Regions from separate parts of the Mus musculus genome. Here region 2 is linked to region 1. The links are chromatin loops, found by intact Hi-C in ENCODE. Cell type or tissue: gastrocnemius. All regions are shown on one strand. Links, peaks and the distances in the headings refer to the core of each region. The heading gives the core; the rest is flanking DNA.

Region 1 (11,186 bases), core at 3,406-8,405:
AATTCTACTGAGGTAAACACCAGTTTAAATGGGTTCAACACCTTCCTGGTGTCGTGCTTTAAAATAATAAGGTTTGTTTTGGTTTTGTTTGGGATTTTTGTTTTGGTTTTGTTTTTTGAGACGGTTTCTCTGGGTAATAGCACTGTCTGTTGTGGACTTGCTTTGTAGACCAGGCTGGCCTCAAACTCACAGAGATCTGACTGCCTCTGCCTCCTGAGTGCTGAGATTAAGGGTGGGTACCACCACTGCCAGGGCTAATCATAAGTAAATTTAAGAAGCCAATCTCTCAGTAGCAGCCCCTCCCCCTCCCACAGAGTTCCTATGGGGCCGTTACTCATGAGTCTCCAAATGCTATCTGGCCTAGGCCCTAGAGACATAATCACCATACTTAGAACTGACCAAAAGGAGTGGTCCATTTAACTCTGAGAGATGACAACGTCTCGTTCTTAGTCTTGGATCACAGCTGTTAGTACCACATTAGCCAGGAATGCTCATCTTTCCAGGTCTGGGTGAAAGACTTCAGGCAGAACAACTAAGCAAGAACAACGGGCCACTTACAGTACATCTGTAGCTGGAACGTACTGTGCTTCAAGTGAGATCCCTTCCTCGACTTCCATCTCTAACCCAGCACATCCTGCAGGCTTAAGCTTTGAGTCGGTTTTTGTCATCTACACCCCAAAGGGCCTTGACTAATTTTAGAATGCACCCAGCCAACCCCATCTCCTGCTGAAAGGCAGAACATACAGCTGTATGTACAAGTGAGGGAGTTCTGGCGCCAGGCCAGAAGCCATTCTTAGGCCTCTGTGTGAGAGTGCCTGCCAATCTAGGCAGATCCCCAAACTCTGGGCTAATAAGCTGAGTTCTGGCAGTGGAGAGATGGGCAGCAGGAGGGAATGGGTAGGCCCAGGTCAGATCTGAGGTTCAGGAAGGAGTTAAAGAAAACCTAATTAGGAGTAGAACATAAGAACCAAAGAGGGTAAACTGGAAAAGAGCAGAAAGTCAGGAGTCGAGGCGTGAAATGCTTTTGGTCTGAGGAAATCAATGCAAGAGAAGCCAGAGAGGCAGGACATGGAAGAGAGAACAGAGGAGCACAGGCTACGCTACAGTCACCCGGGTCATGACGCCCCTCACCGGAGCTTGCAGAAAGTCTGTAATGGGAGCAGCTCACACCTAGGGAATTTGCTGAGACTGAAGTGTGTGTGGAAGTGTCTCAAAGGAAACTAGAAATTCACATTCAGTCTAGAAGTGCTTCTGAAGTCACCAGACACAGTGACACGGATCATACTTCTCACTGCCAAGAGCCCTAGGCAGGGGACTCACAGGGAACAGGCCCTGCTTACAGGTGAGGCTTCATAAAATGCCTTTTACGAGGGCCTTTCTCCCTTTAGAGAGGACTCCAGAGAGTGATTTCATGACATCTCTGAGAAAGAAGGCTGCAGAAGTGACAGGAAAAGAAAGCAGCCTGGGCCCGAGCTTCGAGCCCCCTCACCTGAGAACTCTGCCCTCAGGCCTGAGCGCCATCACCAGGCTGTTGGTGCTCTGTAGTAACAGTAAGGGTCTCTTGTTTCCTGTGATCCAGCCCAACAGTAGAAACCTATCTGTTGAAACCTATCACTTTTATTGCTCAGCCCCTCTCACTCTCTTCTTGGTTGCTCTCTGTTCTCCTCTGAGATAACTAAGCCTAGCTGACTGAGCTCATCTCCCAACTACCCTTCCAATCCATCTAGTCTCTCTCAACCTGGAGGAGACAGGACAAAGCGCACAGGGCTCAGAGAAGGCAGGTCTGGGGAACAACAGGAAAGCTCTGCCTCTTGTGTTCTGAGCCACCCAGTGTGGGATGCACCTTGCAGTTCCAAGGGTACACTGTCACCTGGCTGCCAATCAGCACATGATTTCCAGTTAGTTTGCTGCCTTGCTTGCGCGAGGCCTTCCCCAACTTGAGCTGCTCCACATTCTGCACTTCTCTGAAATGTAACAAGTGTGGCCGTCGGCAGCCTGGTTCTCCGCCACATTTCGGGGTGAAGTAACCCCGGCTTTCTGTTCTGTTGTCACAGTGCTGTTCCTCAGGTCCAAGTTGCTATCCCAGGCAAATCTGCCTCCTACCCACGCTCCTCCTCACTGATCTAAAAGCAAAGCAAAGCATAACCGTCCTATGGGGTAAAATGCAGTCCTCTCCCCTGGGTATGCACAACGGAAGCAGGGCCAGAGGCAGGCTTTCCATACAGTTCAGAGGTTCCAGTAACTTCAATCCTCCGCTAGAAGCAGACCACTAAAGAGTATCAGGGGCATCGTATGAGAAACAACAACAACAACAAAACAAAACAAAAAACACCTTGAGGAATACAGAGAAAAGTAACAGCAAAATTACAAGCAGGAACCACACAGGGAGGTGACAGAAGAGTGTGTATTTCAGGAAGACCACAACCCACCCAGGAAATCGAGAGGTGCATTAAACAACCCGGAGAAGAAAGTTCCTGTGTAGATTCAGCTTCATGTCTTAAGTCAGAACACAGTCTAAATGAGCCCAGATTATTACAAAGATAAGAAAGTTCTAGAGAACAAAATTTAACCTAGACTCCAGAGATGGGGAGCATTTTTCTCAGTGTCATTGGAGGAGTGAACGCTAAGACATTAATAGAACTGGTTCCGTGACACTGTCAAGTGTCTAAGTGTTTGGCTACAGAGACAGCCTGTGGGTATATCACGCTTTCCCCCAGCGCTTGAGGGTCTGAGTTTGGATCCCTGGCACCCATGTAAAAGCCAGCAGTGGCAGTGTATTTATAACCTCAGTGTTGGGGGTTGGGATAGGTGAATGAGACGGGGGACCCCAAAACTCCCTGGCTATCCCATCTAGTCAAATGCGGAGCTCAAGGCTCTGCCAACAAACAAACAAAAAAACAAACAAACAAGGTGACTGCAATAAAGACATGTATTGACCCCTTGCCTCCCTGCTCACCACAATTACAGACATGTCTAAGTGCACATGCACACACATGTGAGTACATGCACACATATACACACACACAGGCACACACAGGCACACTCATCCATACATATCCCGTACATATCCAAAATCTAAATGTCAAAATAATGAAAATAAAATTAAAGAATAAATTATCTTGGTGTGGGAAATGTGTAACACATATGCAAAGATTAACACTGCTAAGACAAGCAAAATGGTAAATCAGTAAAAGGAGATACTATAAGTGCAACTATATTAAAAGTTTTTCACCTAACCTTATGATAGTAAGTTTTTTTTTTTTTCTAAGAGATGTGCTCAAAGAAACTCATAGGAACAAAGAAATGAGAATGTTCACCATAAGCCGCCAGCCACAAGGCCAGATAGGCCTTCCCATCTACACATCTGTGAGGCTCGGCCACATGTTCTCCCACTCAGCACTGTGCATAGGTATTTGTCATTAATATTTCCTGAATTCAAGTGTCGGTTCTCAGCATGGTCCTTCTACGACATCAATCACCATGATTCTGGATTTTTAGGATTCTGATCTAAGGAAGCCTTCCTATGCACATTGTATAAAGTTAAAGTGTATACAAGCTGACCCGAGCAGCCAGCCCATTTCCTTCCACCGTGAGTCACCCTACCTCAGTGAAGAAGCCTAATGGGAACTGAATGGTGTTAGTGGGTGAAACAGAGAGATGCGAACAGGTGTCTGCTGCGCCATTTAAACAGGAACATGAGGTTAGAAGGTAGACCAATGTTTCTGGGAGTGGGAAAATGTGTGGGTGGCAGAAACATGGGACCCCAAACACGCTCACTCCCAGCCTGACCCAAGGAGCCAAACACCTTATACTGCCAAAGACTTTGAAAGGAAACCAGGCCAGGGGTCAATCCTTATCCAAAATCTCTGATGCAACTTCAGCCCCCCCAAGACACCAGAGGGACTTTCCAAGATCATTCCAGTGCCCTGTGACCAGCTAGGAGGAATAGGCTCCTTCCTCACCAAGGCTACAGAACACAATGGTACAGAACCCTTAAAGAGTTGGCGATCACCCACAAATGGAACAGAAGAATGGAGGGGAAAACTCAGGAGAACTGATCCCTCATGATGCTCCCCAGAGCCACCGGCTGACAGTGAAGAGGTAAGAGAGACAGGGTCAGGGAGAGCAGTGGTCCTGGCTGCCTTCCTACCCATCTGAAAAAGCGCCTTCTCTTTTCTTATTATGAAGGCAACCAGAGATGGGAAATTTCCCATGCTAGTTGCTGGCATTGGTACTGAAGTCAAATATAGAAATTACTTCCATCTTTTCCCCCTTTTTCCCTCTAGCATTTTTCAAACAATAGCCATGGCCTGGGGAACAACTAGTGGACTTTATCATCACATTCACACGCACACGTATTTCTGTTCTCCACCCCCATCCCAGCATCCACCCCACCCCAGCATCCACCCCACCCCAGCATCCACCCCACCACCAACACCCACCCCTACCCCTTTAGCTTTCTCTGATTTCCTGTGTTGTCCCTATGAAAATGAAATTTGCTTATAACTCAACGAGAAAACAGTACAGTCAGTGTGAGAGAGCTCCTTCTGCCTCTTAGGGGTCTACACCAAGACAGTGAGTGCTTTTTTGTTCTCCTTCCTTCCCTAAAGTGGGCATGAATGAGCCTGTTCTAAAGAACTCAGTTCAATGAGCCTGCTTAGGCTACACATGAGCCACAAGCTTGAGACGTGTCCCAGCCTCCAGCCATCACCCTCTCCTGCCTCCTAAAGCACTTGTCTCTGTCCCTCTCCACTCCTCGGCATCTCCTCTGAGGCCAGCAATATATTTAAAGCTCTTGTTTTCATCCCGTTCCCATCAGTAAGATTTAATTTAATAGGAGGCTCACAGAAGGGAAATTCCACCCGCTTTGCTTCTGGGAAAGCATCCGCTGTGTTTTCCAGATCCAAATCCTTAACTCAACATTTCTGGTAACATTTGAAAGTTCCTCTTTTTACTGAAACAATGCCACGAACATCTGGGATATCCTCACATCAACAAACCAGGTTCTCTTTCCTCTTACTTTTATGAGACACGGGGTTTTTTTGTTTTTTGTTTTCTCAACTCTTTAATAAAGTCTCACCAATTTGAATTTTCACACTGCCAAGTCTCTAAAGTAGAGGTTCTCAGTCTGCAGGTTGCGACCCCTTTGGGGGTCACATATCAGATACTCTGCATATCAGATATTTACATTACAATTCATAACAGTAGCAAAATTACAGTTCTGAAGTATCAATGAAATAATTGTATGGTTGGAAGTCCCCACACCATGAGGAACTGTGTTATAGGGTCCCAGCATTAGGAAGGTTGAGAACTGCTGCTCTAAAGCAAGTTTGAAAAGCAGGCATGATCTCAATGCTCTTAAAGGCCTTCACTGTCCCAGTGAACTTGAACAGCTCAACGGTGCCCCCTGGTGGCCATGAGCGCAGACACAGGACACGAGTGACTTGGGGCTGTGTTTAGCCTCAAAACCTCAATACCTATTATAAAGTGTCCTCTGACTTACACAGATATCCAATAGCTAACCCCCCCATCCTGCTCTACATGCAGAAAATAGAAGTAATAAAATGTAGTAAATATGTTTTTAAAGCAGCACAACTCACTCAAGTATGACACGGATCAAAGACTAGGCGACTGGGCAGTCTCTTTATAAGCATTGCTTTATAAACGTTGGATTGGACAGCACTTGTCTCTGGCACAAAGTACTCAGAGTTTCTCTTAATACAAAAAAAAACCCTATCTCTACAGCATCAATGACTCCCTAGCTATTATTAAGAAACGTGGATTTATTGTGCTAAGTGTCATTAGCATTTGTTGAGGGATTCAATATAGAGCAGACTAAAGGAAAATGCTTTCAAAGAGTTCCTATTTTACAGGGGAAGAAAGATAATAAACAAATTTTAAAATTAAAAAATCCAAGTTGTATGAAGAAGTCAAAGAGGGTGAGTGATACAGAAGAATAGGGTGGGGGCTGGAGAGAGGGCTCAGCGGTTAAGAGCACTGGCTGGTCTTCTAGAGGTTCTGAGTTCAATTCCCAGCAACCACTTGGTGGCTCACAACCATCTATAATTAGAGTGTCATGGGATCTGAGGCTCTCTTCTGGGGCGCAGATGTACATGCAGACAAAACAGCCATTTACATAAGTAAACAAATCCTTAAAATAAAGTAATAGCGTAGGGAGTGAGGGGGTGTTTAGGAAAGGATGGTCAGGTGAAGCCCCTCTAAGGGCGTTATTGTTTTAGACAGGTTTTCCAGATAGCATGTTCAAGAAGCTATTCCAAAGCTGTATATTATGGTTATTTGAGAAGCAGAACTTTTGGGAGGTGGCACAGTTATGAGGACCTTGTCGTTATGATGGGTTAATCCATTCATGGGTTATCAGGGGAGTTGGTTTGAATAAAACTCAACTTTTTGTTACACTTGCTCTGTCTACCATGTGATACCCTCTGTCAGGCCATGGCTGAGCAGGACAATGCTAGCCCAATGCTGTCCTCCCAGTCCACAGGCTTCCCAACATCCAAAAGCTATTCTTTGTAAATCTGGGGTCGGTTGTAGCAACAGGGAGCAGAGTAAGACATGGTGTAACAATCACACTTCCAAATACTCACAGGAAACCACAGACAGAGGTTATCCCAGAAAGAGGTGATAGCAAATGGAAAAGCCTTCATTGGGACAAGTCTGACCTATTTAAGAACAAGCAAGAAGGCGAGGGAGAGACAGCTGGTACCTGGTGAGAAAGAAGACGAGGAGGAAGTGAGTTCAAGAAGGTGGCCCAGGGAGGCTGAGGGAAGAGGACGGACCACACTAATGAAGCCAACCTGGGCTACAGAGAGAGAGAGTATGAGGCCAACCCAAGGGTATAGAGTGCCATGAAATAAACAACAGCAATAAGCAAACAAAACCCAGAAATCTACTTCAGGAGTCCAAGCGGCAGTTCCTGCTAGGATCGAGTCTGTAGAGTTGAAGACAAAGACAGAAATATTTGATTGAAATCAACAGGGTTTGTTAACTGATTAGAAATTTAGGAATCAGATAGGCAATTAAGACTCTTGGCTTGGCCAGCTAATCAGGGGAATTCCAGGAACTGAGTTATGAAAATTGACACAATTTTCATGGATTTAGAAGTAAGAGGTGCGAAATTTAAAATTCTGTTTAATTTGTCTAGTATGTTCAAAGGTGTGTGTTTAGAAGGCAGGTAGATAAGTTTGAATCCAAAGAGGTTGGGCTTAAAGGTACAGATTTGGGGACTGTCAGTATTAAGAAGCTATTAGTTGCCTTCCGCTCCACTCGAGCACCTGGGTACCTTGCCAGCGGAGTTGCCCCGACACCCGCAAGGGCCCACACAGGATTCCCCACGGGATCCTAAGACCTCTGGTGAGTGGAACACAGCGTCTGCCCCAATCCAATCTCGCGGAACCTGAGACTGCGGTAAATAGGGAAGCAGACTATCCGGGCCTGACCTGGGGCAGAAGTCCCTTCCACTCCACTCGAGCACCGGGGTGCCTTGCCAGCGGAGTCGCCTGACACCCGCAAGGGCCCACACAGTATTCCCCACGGGATCCTAAGACCTCTAGTGAGTGGAACACAACTTCTACCAGGAGGCAGGTTCGAACACCAGATATCTGGGTACCTTCCCTGCAAGAAGAGAGCTTGCCTGCAGAGAATACTCTGCCCACTGAAACTAAGGAGAGAGCTAGCCTCCCAGGTCTGCTTATTGAGGCTAACAGAGTCACCTGAAGAACAAGCTCTTACCAGAGACAACTATAACAGCTAACTTCAGAGATTACCAGATGGCGAAAGGCAAACGTAAGAATCCTACTAACAGAAATCAAGACCACTCACCATCATCAGAACACAGCACTCCCACCCCACCTAGTCCTGGGCACCCCAATACAACCGAAAATCTAGACCCAGATTTAAAACATTTCTCATGATGATGATAGAGGACATCAAGAAGGACTTTCATAAGTCACTTAAAAAATTACAGGAGAGCACTGCTAAAGAGTTACAGGCCCTTAAAGAAAAGCAGGAAAACACAACCAAACAGGTAGAAGTCCTTAAAGAAAAACAGGAAAACACATCCAAACAGGTGATGGAAATGAACAAAACCATACTAGAACTAAAAAGGGAAGTAGACACAATAAAGAAAACCCAAAGCGAGGCAACGCTGGAGATAGAAACCCTAGGAAAGAAATCTGGAACCATAGATGCGAGCATCAGCAACAGAATACAAGAAATGGAAGAGAGAATCTCAGGTGCAGAAGATTCCATAGAGAACATCGACACAAAAGTCAAAGAAAATACAAAATACAAAAGGATGCTAACTCAAAACATCCAGGAAATCCAGGACACAATGAGAAGACCAAACCTACGGATAATAGGAGTTGATGAGAATGAAGATTTTCAACTTAAAGGGCCAGCTAATATCTTCAACAAAATAATAGAAGAAAACTTCCCAAACATAAAGAAAGAGATGCCCATGATCATACAAGAAGCATACAGAACTCCAAATAGACTGGACCAGAAAAGAAATTCCTCCCGACACATAATAATCAGAACAACAAATGCACTAAATAAAGATAGAATATTAAAAGCAGTAAGGGAGAAAGGTCAAGTAACATATAAAGGAAGGCCTATCAGAATTACACCAGACTTTTCACCAGAGACTATGAAAGCCAGAAGAGCCTGGACAGATGTTATACAGACACTAAGAGAACACAAATGCCAGCCCAGGCTACTATACCCGGCCAAACTCTCAATTACCATAGATGGAGAAGCCAAAGTATTCCACGACAAAACCAAATTCACACATTATCTTTCCACGAATCCAGCCCTTCAAAGGATAATAACAGAAAAGAAGCAATACAAGGACGGAAATCACGCCCTAGAACAAGCAAGAAAGTAATCCCTCAACAAACCAAAAATAAGACAGCCACAAGAACAGAATGCCAACTCTAACAACAAAAATAAAAGGAAGCAACAATTACTTTTCCTTAATATCTCTTAATATCAATGGACTCAATTCCCCAATGAAAAGACATAGACTAACAGACTGGCTACACAAACAGGACCCAACATTCTGCTGCTTACAGGAAACCCATCTCAAGGAAAAAGACAGACACTACCTCAGAGTGAAAGGCTGGAAAACAATTTTCTAAGCAAATGGTCTGAAGAAACAAGCTGGAGTAGCCATTCTAATATCGGATAAAATCGACTTCCAACCCAAAGTTATCAAAAAAGACAAGGAGGGACACTTCATACTCATCAAAGGAAAATCCTCCAAGAGGAACTCTCAATCCTGAATATCTACGCTCCAAATGCAAGGGCAGCCACATTCATTAAAGACACTTTAGTAAAGCTCAAAGCACACATTGCATCTCACACAATAATAGTGAGAGACTTCAACACACCACTTTCATCAATGGACAGATCGTGGAAACAGAAACTAAACAGGGACACAGTGAAACTAACAGAAGTGATGAAACAAATGGACCTGACAGATATCTACAGAACATTTTATCCTAAAACAAAAGGATATACCTTCTTCTCAGCACCTCACGGGACCTTCTCCAAAATTGACCATATAATTGGTCACAAAACAGGCCTCAACAGATACAAAAATATTGAAATTGTCCCATGTATCCTATCAGACCACCATGGCCTAAGACTGATCTTCAATAACAACATAAATAATGGAAAGCCAACATTCACGTGGAAACTGAACAACACTCTTCTCAATGATACCTTGGTCAAGGAAGGAATAAAGAAAGAAATTAAAGACTTTTTAGAGTTTAATGAAAATGAAGCCACAACGTACCCAAAACCTATGGGACACAATGAAAGCATTTCTAAGAGGGAAACTCATAGCTCTGAGTGCCTCCAAGAAGAAACGGGAGAGAGCACATACTAGCAGCTTGACAACACATCTAAAAGCTCTAGAAAAAAAGGAAGCAAATTCACCCAAGAGGAGTAGACGGCAGGAAATAATCAAACTCGGGGGTGAAATCAACCAAGTGGAAACAAGAAGAACTATTGAAAGAATTAACCAAACGAGGAGTTGGTTCTTTGAGAAAATCAACAAGATAAACTCTTAGCTAGACTCACTAGAGGGCACAGGGACAAAATCCTAATTAACAAAATCAGAAATGAAAAGGGAGACATAACAACAGATCCTGAAGAAATCCAAAACACCATCAGATCCTTCTACAAAAGGCTATACTCAACAAAACTGGAAAACCTGGATGAAATGGACAAATTTCTGGACAGATACCAGGTACCAAAGTTGAATCAGGATCAAGTTGACCATCTAAATAGTACCATATCCCCTAAAGAAATAGAAGCAGTTATTAATAGTCTCCTAGCCAAAAAAAGCCAGGACCAGACAGGTTTAGTGCAGAGTTCTATCAGACCTTCAAAGATGATCTAATTCCAGTTCTGCACAAACTATTTCACAAAATAGAAGTAGAAGGTACTCTACCCAACTCATTTTATGAAGCCACTATTACTCTGATACCTAAACCACAGAAAGATCCAACAAAGATAGAGAACTTCAGACCAATTTCTCTTATGAATATCGATGCAAAAATCCTCAATAAAATTCTCGCTAACCGAATCCAAGAACACATTAAAGCAATCATCCATCCTGACCAAGTAGGTTTTATTCCAGGGATGCAGGGATGGTTTAATATACGAAAATCCATCAATGTAATCCATTATATAAACAAACTCAAAGACAAAAACCACATGATCATCTCCTTAGATGCAGAAAAAGCATTTGACAAGATCCAACACCCATTCATGATAAAAGTCTTGGAAAGATCAGGAATTCAAGGCCCATACCTAAACATGATAAAAGCAATCTACTGCAAACCAGTAGCCAACATCAAAGTAAATGGAGAGAAGCTGGAAGCAATCCCACTAAAATCAGGGACTAGACAAGGCTGCCCACTTTCTCCCTACCTTTTCAACATAGTACTTGAAGTATTAGCCAGAGCAATTCGACAACAAAAGGAGATCAAGGGGATACAAATTGGAAAAGAGGAAGTCAAAATATCACTTTTTGCAGATGATATGATAGTATATGTAAGTGACCCTAAAAATTCCACCAGAGAACTCCTAAAACTGATAAACAGCTTCGGTGAAGTAGCTGGATATAAAATAAACTCAAACAAGTCAATGGCCTTTCTCTA
Region 2 (5,000 bases), core at 1-5,000, 250 kb before region 1:
CATTACTGAAAGTAAAGTTTAGGATTCTATTGAAACATACTAGTTTCTTCTTACAAAAGGTCTCCTCAGCCATATGGAAATCTCTCACAAAAGGTTCCGAACATTCTTGAACAGAGAAATACTCCCTTAAATAAAAAAATCAAACAAGATTAATTAATACTTACTAAAAACACATAATAAGCACTGCCAATCAAAACACACAAAGACTCTCGTGTAAGTTGAGATGAAGCACTGGAACCCTCACCAACAGCATCTAACCCTGTGGCCACACAAAGACTGTTCTCTGCTACCAAAGCAGTTACAGCACTGGGAATGACATACGTGAAATTATCCTTTCCAGAGAGCTCTTCTTTGAAATCTAAAAATGGATCCTTCACCAGATAGAGCTTCAGTCTGCTCAGGAGACCATTCACAGTTGGTAGATGGTTGTCCATTGCTTTATTCATAAAAATCATTTCCTCATCAATAAGCAATCCTGAAAAGAAATAAATAAAAAATCTAATAGTTATACCAGAGATCTAGATGTTAAATATTAACAGATTTTTCAAACACACTGAAATCATTAAGTTCCCTATTATACTATGTATATAAAACACAGAATGTGGTACCCAGACAAAAGGAAAATCTCAATAAAATGTAGTATTATTTAGCATATGGAAACAAAGACAAATGTTCTGAAACAGTTGCATAATAGTGACATATACTTTATCAACAAAGACGGACTTAATCAATCAAGGGAAGTATTCTCTTCTTCAAAACAGTACCAAAAGTTTAAAGAAATAAAAATACTGGACTCTGACTGAGTCTGGCTTTCTGTTCTCTGCATCATTTAATCTGTAAGGACATACAGTAAATAGATATGATCTAAAAAGCATACATATGAAATCACTGACTCCATCATTATAAAGCTACCAATACAATGCTGATTCACAGTTAGTTATAGTGAAAATCTATATACTAGAATATCTACTTGGGAAATATGATGTACTTTACATATTAAAAACACCATGGTAATATTAACCAGAGATGTACAATTTCCTTTCTATTTTAACCTTCAATGTTTGGGTTACTTTAGAAGCTTGGCTGCTTGTATGAGTTTCTAAGTTTTGGATAGGAACACTAAACTGGCCCCCTTCTTCAGTAAATTTCTCAGTGAAAAGAGAAAGGAAGGAAAATGTATGCTTAGAGAAAGAAGCACTCAGAAAGCCAGCATCTCCATCATGAAAGCCTCCTTGAGTGTGGAGAATGGACAAGTCTCTCAGATTCAGGAGGGAACAGTATGTAGTTTTCAGGCAGTGATGTCTCTCATGGCCTGAGTGATATGCATGTGCCTCATCAATATCTGACAGAAGACAAGCAGCTGGAAGCATCCCTTGCCTGTGCCAAATACATGTGTCAAAGAACTTTTGAAATAAACCAGCCTCTTAGGTGACCATCAAGTCATTTCAGTTCCTGTCAATCTCAGGGCTTATTTGAGAAAATTAAGGGTGGTTTATTGGTGCCATCCACCCATTCTGCAAAACCAACGAAGTCATGTTAAGAGTGAAACGACAAATTGTATCTTATATCTCGGGTATACTAAGTTTCTAGGCTAATATCCACTTATCAGTGAGTACATATCATTTGAGTTCTTTTGTGATTGTGTTACCTCACTCAGGATGATGCCCTCCAGGTCCAACCATTTGCCTAGGAATTTCATAAATTCATTCCTTTTAATAGCTGAGTAGTACTCCATTGCGTAAATGTACCACATTTTTTGTATCCATTCCTCTGTTGAGGGCATCTGGGTTCTTTCCAGCTTCTGGCTATTATAAATAAGGCTGCTCTGAACATAGTGGAGCATGTGTCCTTCTTACCAGTTGGAACGTCTTCTGGATATATACCCAGAAGAGGTATTGCGGGATCCTCCGGGAGTACTATGTCCAATTTTTTGAGGAACGGCCAGAATGATTTCCAGAGTGGTTGTACAAGCCTGCAATCCCACCAACAATGGAGGAGTGTTCCTCTTTCTCCACATCCTCGCCAGCATCTGCTGTCACCTGAATTTTTGATCTTAGCCATTCTGACTGGTGTGAGATGGAATCTCAGGGTTGTTTTGATTTGCATTTCTCTGATGATTAAGGATGCTGAGCATTTTTTCAGGTGCTTCTCAGCCATTCGGTATTCCTCAGGTGAGAATTCTTTGTTTAGCTCTGAGCCCCATTTTTTAATGGGGTTATTTGATTTTCTGGAGTCCACCTTCTTGAGTTCTTTATATATATTGGATATTAGTCCCCTATCTGATTTAGGATAGGTAAAGATCCTTTCCCAATCTGTTGGTGGCCTTTTTGTCTTATTGACGGTGTCTTTTGCCTTACAGAAGCTTTGCAGTTTCATGAGGTCCCATTTGTCAATTCTTGATCTTACAGCACAAGCCATTGCTGTTCTATTCAGGAATTTTCCCCCTGGGGCCAAAAAGTGGGAATGGGTGGGTAGGGGAGTGGGGGGGGGAGGGTATGGGGGACTTTTGGGGTAGCATTGGAAATATAATTGAGGAAAATACGTAATAAAAATATTTAAATATTAAAAAAGAGTGAAACGGCATTGGTTTATATTCCATTTCCTTGTTACTCACAAGCTCTGAGCTTGTCACCCCAAATAAAGCCACATTTAGATATATGTGCTGCAAGGGGACATTTTATGTCACTTGGCATCCCTATACCCTTTCAGTCCCTTCAATTAAACCACCATTTTTGATGCAGCCACTAGAGGTCAGCAAATCTCCACAACCAATGCTGTTAGACAAAGGCTGTTTTCATGGGAATGGTGGCTTCCTTACACAAGTACAGTGGTAGTGTATCACATGGAGTTCTTACTCTACAGCAAGCATGTGTGCTCACAGTGTATTACTCTATTGTAGACAAATGATAAGCAGGAAATGCAAGGTGGCTAGTTATGAAAGAAGCAGAAAAAAGAGGCTTGGTAACAGGAAACTTTACTAGAGTCACTCCTGCCCACCTAAGAAACCCAAGTTAAGCAGACAAAAACAGGGTGAGTTCCTTAACATGTGTGTATACAACAGTAATCATTTCTTAGTGGAAACCGGTGAGTATCTTAAACAACAACAACAACCCATATTAAATATTAAATAAAAGGCAAGACATTCCTCGTCCCCTAGCCAGGAAAACTAACCAGAACATTTTTCAAGGATCTAACACTGATTTCCGAACAGTTGTTATTTAGAACTTTTGGGGAAAATGACTACAAACTAAATCTCGACAAATACACGAAGAAGTCAGGGGAAAAACCAAGAGACAGATGGCATATGTCACAGGTATATAAGAGCTGATTAGGTGACATTAACACAATAGACAAAACCGTAGACAACCCAGAATTCAACTGGAGTGGGTCAGAACTTAGCATTTAATAGAAGCATCATCTCTAATAGTGGGAAGGACTCTTAGCTAAATGATACTGGAACAAATACCAAAGTGCTTAAACATTAAAAAATGTCCCTAGTCCTAAACATAAAAAAACCTGAAATACAATTACATAATATATTTAAAAATTAGTAGGGTGCCATGGCACACACTTAAAAATCCCAATACCCAGGAGTCAGGTAGATTTCTGTGAGTTTAAAGTCAGCCTGCTCTACAAAGTGAGTTCTAGATCAGTAATGGCTACATAGAGAGACCCTGTCTCAAAACAAACAAATCCTTAAACAATGGAAAAGTTATATAATAAAAGAACATTTTGTAATTAAAAACAAAAGAAACCATAAAAAAAAAAAAGAACATTTTTCTAAGCACAAATTCAGTGCTAGAATCAATAAAGGAAAACATCAGCAGAACTAATCAGAATAAAGTTAAATGCATTTGGAATTATTGGTGTGTTTACATATTTTTAGATGCCAGTAGAAAATAAAATCACTTTACAAAAGAAAATATATAAATAGCCAATACACACTAATAGCTTTTAAGGATGTAAAACATACATTTTCCTCATCACACTGGTTTATGTGTACCCAGTGACAACAAGGCTGGCACGAATAAGTTATTTTTACACTATGCCAGCAGTGCTAAAGCTAAGAACAAAATCAGTGAAATATTTATATCTCCAAGATTAACCTCAGTGAAATAACTAGAAATGCTCTGCCCAGTGTAGAAGAGACCCTCCTACTGGATGCCTGCAGAAGACAGCTTCTTGCTGCTGCTTTCGGATCAAGATGTAGAACTATGGCTCCTCCAGCACCATGTCTGCCTGCATGCTGCCATGCTTCCTGCCATGATGATAACAGACTGAATCTCTGAACCTGTAAGCCAGCCCCAATTAAACAGTTTCCTTTATAAGAATTCCTCTTTTCAGGACAAGAAACCCAAACTAAGACAATAGATAACTACAAAAAATAGATTACAAAGATAATAAAGTGAAATCTATGATACAGGACACAAATGAAAATAAGTTAAGTATTATTTTCTCCTAGTTAATTGCTTTTATCCAAAAATGGCTTGTAGTTGCCATGAAATAATAACAGCTCCATGTGTGTAGCCTGTTGGTTTTTTATAACTATCCCCATATACACATGTAATGTAATATAAGTATATCTTTCATCTCCACAAAATTTTACAAGAAGTTTTGATAATAGATCAAGAAAAACAAATTATAAAAGAAAGCTAAAACCATAATCTACCCTCAAGCCTCAATGACAACTTTCCCCAAACTATATCACATAACATAAAACAGCAGTAAAGTAACCTAGCTATAGGTTTGGTTTGGTTTGGTTTGATTTGGTTTGGTTTGGTTTGGTTTGGTTTTGAGTCATGGTTTTGTTTTGTTTTGTTTTGTTTTGTTTTGTTTTGAGTCATGGTTTCTCTATGTAGCCCTGGCTATCCTGGAACTCACTATGTAGACCAGACTGGCCTTGAACTCTGGAATTAAAGGTGCTAGATTTAAGGATTTACAGCACTCCTGGCTATAGCATTTCTTAAATAGCAGGAATGATTATATAACAGACTTTCAAG

Evidence for each region. Peaks named below come from ENCODE experiments on the same cell type or tissue, not always from the same donor. Only the 100,000 strongest peaks of a DNase experiment are listed, where the experiment ranks them.
Region 2: a loop joins it to region 1, with 12 times the contacts of the local background. A loop is called at or near these places in 37 of 42 quality-filtered maps.

The regions. Positions count from the first base shown.
Region 1 is chr4:59,335,513-59,346,698 of GRCm38, forward strand. All of the region lies in intron 12 of Susd1 (sushi domain containing 1), which reads right to left. Among named protein-coding and RNA genes, the nearest start is that of Gm35578, 59 kb to the left of the region's middle. In gastrocnemius, for the core only: a CTCF peak has its summit at 5,414 (motif pointing left); a DNase peak (open chromatin) is centred at 5,406; H3K27ac peaks cover 906 bases.
Region 2 is chr4:59,093,809-59,098,808 of GRCm38, forward strand. Shoc1 (shortage in chiasmata 1) reads right to left here. Exons shown (of 28, transcript NM_001370843.1): 6 at 322-475; 7 at 41-125. Among named protein-coding and RNA genes, the nearest start is that of Gm35527, 22 kb to the right of the region's middle. In gastrocnemius, for the core only: a CTCF peak has its summit at 2,735 (motif pointing right); a DNase peak (open chromatin) is centred at 2,752.